Regions from separate parts of the Mus musculus genome. Here region 2 is linked to region 1. A link is a loop called in an ENCODE intact Hi-C map of the cell type or tissue named here. Cell type or tissue: left cerebral cortex. All regions are shown on one strand. Each heading gives the region's core, and the rest is flanking DNA. Links, peaks and the distances in the headings are about the cores only. Region 1 overlaps Trpc7 (transient receptor potential cation channel, subfamily C, member 7). Region 2 holds the start of Smad5 (SMAD family member 5).

The links. Peaks named below come from ENCODE experiments on the same cell type or tissue, not always from the same donor. Only the 100,000 strongest peaks of a DNase experiment are listed, where the experiment ranks them.
Region 2: a loop joins it to region 1, with 6 times the contacts of the local background. A loop is called at or near these places in 3 of 42 quality-filtered maps.

Annotation. Positions count from the first base shown.
Region 1 is chr13:56,789,746-56,792,653 of GRCm38, forward strand. Trpc7 (transient receptor potential cation channel, subfamily C, member 7) reads right to left here. Exons shown (of 12, transcript NM_012035.3): 8 at 1-52. Among named protein-coding and RNA genes, the nearest start is that of Gm52066, 25 kb to the left of the region's middle. In left cerebral cortex, for the core only: no CTCF peak of the experiment used is centred there; a DNase peak (open chromatin) is centred at 1,117.
Region 2 is chr13:56,701,615-56,704,522 of GRCm38, forward strand. Smad5 (SMAD family member 5) reads left to right here and starts at 1,396. Exons shown (of 7, transcript NM_008541.3): 1 at 1,396-1,517. In left cerebral cortex, for the core only: no CTCF peak of the experiment used is centred there; DNase peaks (open chromatin) are centred at 1,065, 1,433, 1,719 and 2,073; H3K4me3 peaks cover 1,764 bases; H3K27ac peaks cover 1,265 bases.

The DNA of each region.
Region 1 (2,908 bases), core at 153-2,652:
CTCAGACAAGCCAAATATGGACCAAAACAAGGTTTTAAAGCTTTCTTCAACTCTACAAGGAAACAGACAGGCCTTTTAAGCATCTTGAACTAGTTCACACTTTTAACATGAAAGCTGCCCTCTCATTACCAGGCTTTAATGGCCTCTCCCCACACCCCCAGCCCAGAATGGGCCTGGGGTGGGCTGCGACTGCCTACACTCTGAAATATTGAGGTGCTCATATTTCTAAGAAGACTTGGAAAGACTCTCGCATGGCAATGTCTTCTGTTTTAAAATTCAATTTTGTTGGCTAGGACTCCAGGCTGGGATATTGTTTTTATCCTGCTGTAATTAATCAGACATCTAAAATTAAACACAGGGCAAATGTTTGCTTTTGAGCCTCAGGAGAGTTCATTGCTCCTCTGGGGGACGCTCAAACAGCTTTTCTTAGGCTCCATGGCCTGACCGTGACCTGTGTTCAACAGACTGAGCTGGCACTGCTACCTGGTGGCACTTGTGGGCCTCTGACACCTGGTAGCAGGCTCACGTTTTCCCTCACTGTCTGTGACCAGGGAGGCCTGATCAGAAAACAAGCTGAGGAAAATGCACGCATGTTCTACTTCTACAGGTGCCGCATCTGGTGTGTGCTGCCCATGTGCACTGGGTGGGTGGTCCTGGGGAGGCCTGGCTGTTAGCAGATGGCTCTTTGACCTTTTGAAATTACTGGACACAGAGGTTTCAGTCCCCAAGCACATCTCACGGTCCTAACCTTCTGGCTATGAATTCGTATCAGGCTTATTATATAATATCCAATCAAAAAGCTGGATTGTGGTTGGATGGCTTAGAACATGCCTCTGTCGTCGGGACATAAAGTTCAACTTTCTAACCTGTATCCAGATTTCTAGTGCAGTTATAAGACAGGACTTCCCCCCACCCCCGCCACCCCTTAACATTTCGGATTTCCAACACGCACCCACAAGTGGCCAGGATTAGCTGGAGCTCACCCCACCCCATCAGTGTTTCTCAAGCACTGAGATTTTTTTTCTTGAGAAAAGGTACAAAAATGTTAGTTTTCCAATTTGGGCTAAAAAATCCACTCTTGACTTGCATGAATTTACAGTTCTCCTGCATGTGAGAATATGGGGGTGTCTAGGTGTGGGGGTGGTGGCTAGTGTGCACAAGCAGCTGTGTGGCTCATTCCCTGTGCATCTCAGAGTCTGAGAAGCTGGTATCCGAAGCAAGTTTACGCTGGTATTGCTTGCCTTTTATTTCCTCTGAAGCTGTGAGTTTGTAACATTTAATCAGGAATCTACTAGCAGGGTTTTGTTTGTTTGCTTGCTTGCTAATTTGATTGTGTTTGACACAGGGTCTCACTATATAGCTTTGGCTGGCCTGGAGCTCACTGTGTAGATTAGGCTGGCTTTGAACTCAAACAGATCTGTCTGCCTGAGCCTCTGCCTTCTGAGGGCTAGGACTAAAGGCCTGCATCACTTTTTGAAGTGAAGACTAGATGCAAGCCATTACTGAAGAGCTCTGGTTCCCACTGCCATTCTAGAAAGGGAAAATGGTTTCCTCCTAGAAGGTGTGAATCCATTTTATATGAGAACATGGCGTTCACTGTGCGGGAGATTTGCGGAGGTACTGTCTGTCTCCCATCGAGATGGAATGATTCTGTTATCTCGTTGTGGAAAGGAACTGTGGCATAGAGAGTCCCAAGTCACGGGATGGTGAGTTCCAGATCCTAACCGCATAGGAGCCGGCCGCTCTCCTTCTCTTGCACAGCTGTTCCCTTTTCCACAGGATCCAGCAAAAAGTGGTAAGCACTTGTCCCAAACAAGTGGCTAATACCTGTGACAGCGAGATGTTTCACCCAAATTCACTTTCCGTTCCTTACCCTAGACCACCCCACAGGTCTCTGGCTGATGCCAGTGAGGTCACAGGGGACACAGGTGGGACGAGCCCTCTACATTGGTTTCAGTTGGGGAAGAAGGGTCCTGAGGGTCCCACATGTACTGTTTCTCACTATGGAGTTTGCCCCGAGCCCTCGTCTATTTCCAGTTCCTTCTTAGGCATTCTGTGTTTGTAATCAGAAGGCGACAGAGCAGGCAGATCACACTTTGGTTAAACTGTTTTTGCAGGGGGGGGGGGCTCTAACGTGACACAACCCCACTCCAGACAGCTAGCACCGCATGCTCATTTGATACCCCCTCCTCCAGTGCAAGGATTAGCCTCTGAACCTCCACTTAGCCTCATTTCTAGAAACATAATTACAAGAGGCCCAGATTTGAGATTGCTAGAGGGATAAACACTCTTCCCTGATTGGCTGCGAAGGGGTCTTAGCCAGACTGCAACGACCTCTTTCAGGCTCTTGAGGAGAGGTCTGCGGCTCTTTCTCCTCTTTGTAGGAGGCAGAATGAGCTGAAGCAACAGACCCCCCTTTCAGAGAAAAGGTGGGCTGACTGACCAAGTCAGGGCAGTGAGGGCCGCTGTCAGTCTCTGGGCTTTGTATCTGGAGCCAGCCCAGTCCATAGGAGCGTTCAGTGTACTGAGTATGAACAGATTGGTGTTTGCTATTCGTATTGGCAGAGGAGACCTTATTGGCTGACATCTGACATGCAAGATTACCTAAGCTAAGCTGTGAGTGATAGCATGCTTTGTCTAGACTGACACAATGTGAATAGATAAGATCTGAGTGGAATTGAAGAGTTAAAATTAGAAAAAAAATACTTACGATGAAAACTAGCATACAACGTTGCTGAGAATTTACTAGATGATCTTGGCTTGGGGAAAGTTTCAGAAACTATTAATACAGACTCCAAGAGATCCGACCACACAGAAATTAGCTCCTGAATGTCAAAAACACAGTAAGCCATAGACCCAGTGGGATAAGGACTTGAATCTGCAAACATTAGTGGATACATTAAGAACC
Region 2 (2,908 bases), core at 124-2,623, 88 kb before region 1:
CAGAAGCCATGCCTTCCAAGGGCCGGTAACAGCAAAGACTTAACAGCCAGGAATCAGTAAGCCAGGCAGTGTTGGCGCATACAGAGTCCTCCTGCGCAGAGTTTATGATGTAGTAAAGAAGTTTAAGATGGAGACCTGAGATTGCACACTGATGGCCTGTAGGCTATATTGGGACCATGGGCTTGTTTTGTTTGGCTTGTACCAGGGTGAGTCTTCTCAATGTCTAAAAAAGAGAAGGGGAGGGCAGGTCAGGGAGCCCAGGAAAGAGACAAAGAGGCAGCTGATCAGATAAATGTGTGATTTCCTTTTAGTATAGAAAAAGATGCATTTCCAACTTTCTTCGAAAAGCCAGAAGATCTGCCAATAATGGGCGGACACTGCCACATTTCTTCCTGCGGATGGTTGGCTGCAGTCACAGCTGCTGCCTTCCCTTGGTGCTCTCTCTCTAGTTCCCCAGCTCTGGCCGGATTCTCACCTATCACCCTTTGACATGGCTGCTTCCATAAACGCCTCCTCACGGCATTTATTTAATCTCTTCCAAATAGAAACAAGCCGTTGGAGTCTGGAGAAACATGGAAACCGCCGCATTTGTGTGTCAAGTGAGGTGACCCTGGTTCAGGCGGAGGAGGTGGTAATAAAAGTGAGGAGAAACTGTCAGAATTAGGGATCTACAGAATTGATATTGGAGGATGGGATTGACTGGGAAAGGTTAAAAATAGTTCCAATTTACTCAAAAAGAAAACCGGTGTGTGTGTGTGGGGGGGGGGGGGATCAGTTTTAAAGACCTTTAAAAATAAACACGAAACTATTTTAAAAAGCTTTCCCTTGCTGTCCAAGCTGACCGTTTGGAGGGGAAGAGAAGCCAGACAGCCGGATTAGTACAGAGCTACCCTGTAAGACAGCTCGAGCACCTCTAAGCCTCCACTTGCTGAAGCCTGAGAGCTCAAGGCGCTCCCGGCTTCCAGATGTGGGGCGGTGTCCCGTGAACAGCTGGGACTGTGTCCTGAGAAATGGCCACTCGTCCTCAGCTCCGGGTTCAGCACTATCTCCACCTGCAGAGGATTTTCCCCCTTTGGGAGCAATATTAAGGCTACATCTAGTAAGCTGTGTGGTATCTGATGCTCAGCCAGAGGTCTCTGTCTCTTAGGGTTTCTATTACAAATCAATGAAAACGGCGAAGTTGTAGCTGAAGATACTTTTTAACGCTTTAGATTGGCTAGAAAGGTCTCCAGCTCTCCAGAGCGAGGACGACCGTTTCGCTATAAGGCGGGTGAGCTTGGCTAACCCAAGTGCCACTTCCAGGCTCGCTGCGGACAGCAGAAGCCAGGCCTCGGCCACTCCCGACGCGCATGCGCCGGCCGCCGCGGCCCTCCGCCGCCGCCCCCCCTCCCCCTCATCATCCGGGTCCCCGGCGAGCGGGCGCCGAGCGCTTGTCCCGGGGCCGAGCTGCTAATAAAGTTGCGGCGCGTGCACAGCGCGGCGACGGCGTGAGGAGAGCGCGCCTGGGCGGCGGGGAGGTGAGTGAGGGGCCCCAGGGCGGGCGCTCGGGGCCCGGCGGAGGGACAAGCGCCGGCGGCAGCGGCCCGCGTGAGGCTGGAGGCCTAGAGGCTCCCCACGCGGGACCTGACGGCACGGGACGGGGCTCCGCGCAGCGCGGGAGGCCCCGGTGCTAAGGAGGCCCCGCGCGGCCGACGAGGCCGGCGCGGACGAGGCCGCTGCCACCTCGGCGCGCCACCGACGCCCGGGCCCGCGCGCGGAGCCGCGCAGGCGGCCTAGGCCGAGCGCGCGCCCCGCCGCTTTGTGTCTGGGAGATAAGGATCCGCGCTTATCGGTGGGAATTACACTCCGGCCAGCCGGCTGGCGGCGACCCGCCCCTGCGCCCGCCCGCCCGCCCGCCCGCCCGCTCGCCCGCCCGTCACTCTCCGGACGTCGCAGAGGCTCCCTCGCTGCGCTAAACTTTGTGTGAGGAAGCGAAGCAGCTTTTGTCTCTGCCCCGGTCCCGGTGGTTCCCTTGGGCATGCGTGCCCAAGTTCAGACTCCATCCCCTCCCCCTGCCCTTTCTCCTCTGCGCTTCTGGCTGCGCCGAGCCGGGAACCCTAAGCTCTGGGAACTTCCCCGGTGGCGGCCGTCTTAGGGTCAGAGCATGCTCAGTGGCCCGGACTTTTCGGTTGCAGAAGGAGCTGGCGGGGATGGTCGAGGTATTTGGAGGTGTGCCAGCGATCCGAAGCGTGTCTCTGTGTGTGTGTGTGTGTGTGTGTGTGTGTGTGTCCGGTTTGTGATGGCCCCGGCGAAAGGAGTCCCGGCCAACCTGGAAGGCAGGAACGGCCGAACACTGTAGGCTAGATCTTTATCTTGATCGTAAAAGACAGTGTTTCCTGAGCAGCTGGAGGGGGGTGGGGGGTGGGTATTTCTGGCTGCTGCTGCGTTTAGATGGGTGTGGTGCTAAGTATATCTTGTTTATCTTTCTGTGGAAAAAGTTTTGAAGTCTGGTGGAGTTGATCACATCATGCCTGTTGCCTAGCACTATCAAGTGTATGCCTACCTAGCAACGGACACTGGGCGATCAATGGAATTTGTTGGTTGCTTTGACAGAGGCTAAGCGAAAGGGTACATGTGATTTCTTTTCTTTCTGACAGGGTTTTGCTAGGCAGACCTTGAACTCTGGCCAATCCTCCTGCCTCAGCTTCCAAGTGCTGGGATTACAGGGGTGAGCCATCACCAACTCTGGCTGTGTGTTTCTTTTTTAAACAAAGAGTGCTTGGATTTTCTTAGTGTATGGGAGTTACCGTTAAAGTTGAAAACCCAGTAGGTTTAGAAACGCTTAGAGTAGTAGTTGAGGGTTTCTGCTAGATGCCAGCCCATAATGCCTGTTGTATGGAAACAGTTCCTCCATGGAGCAGGACGGTTT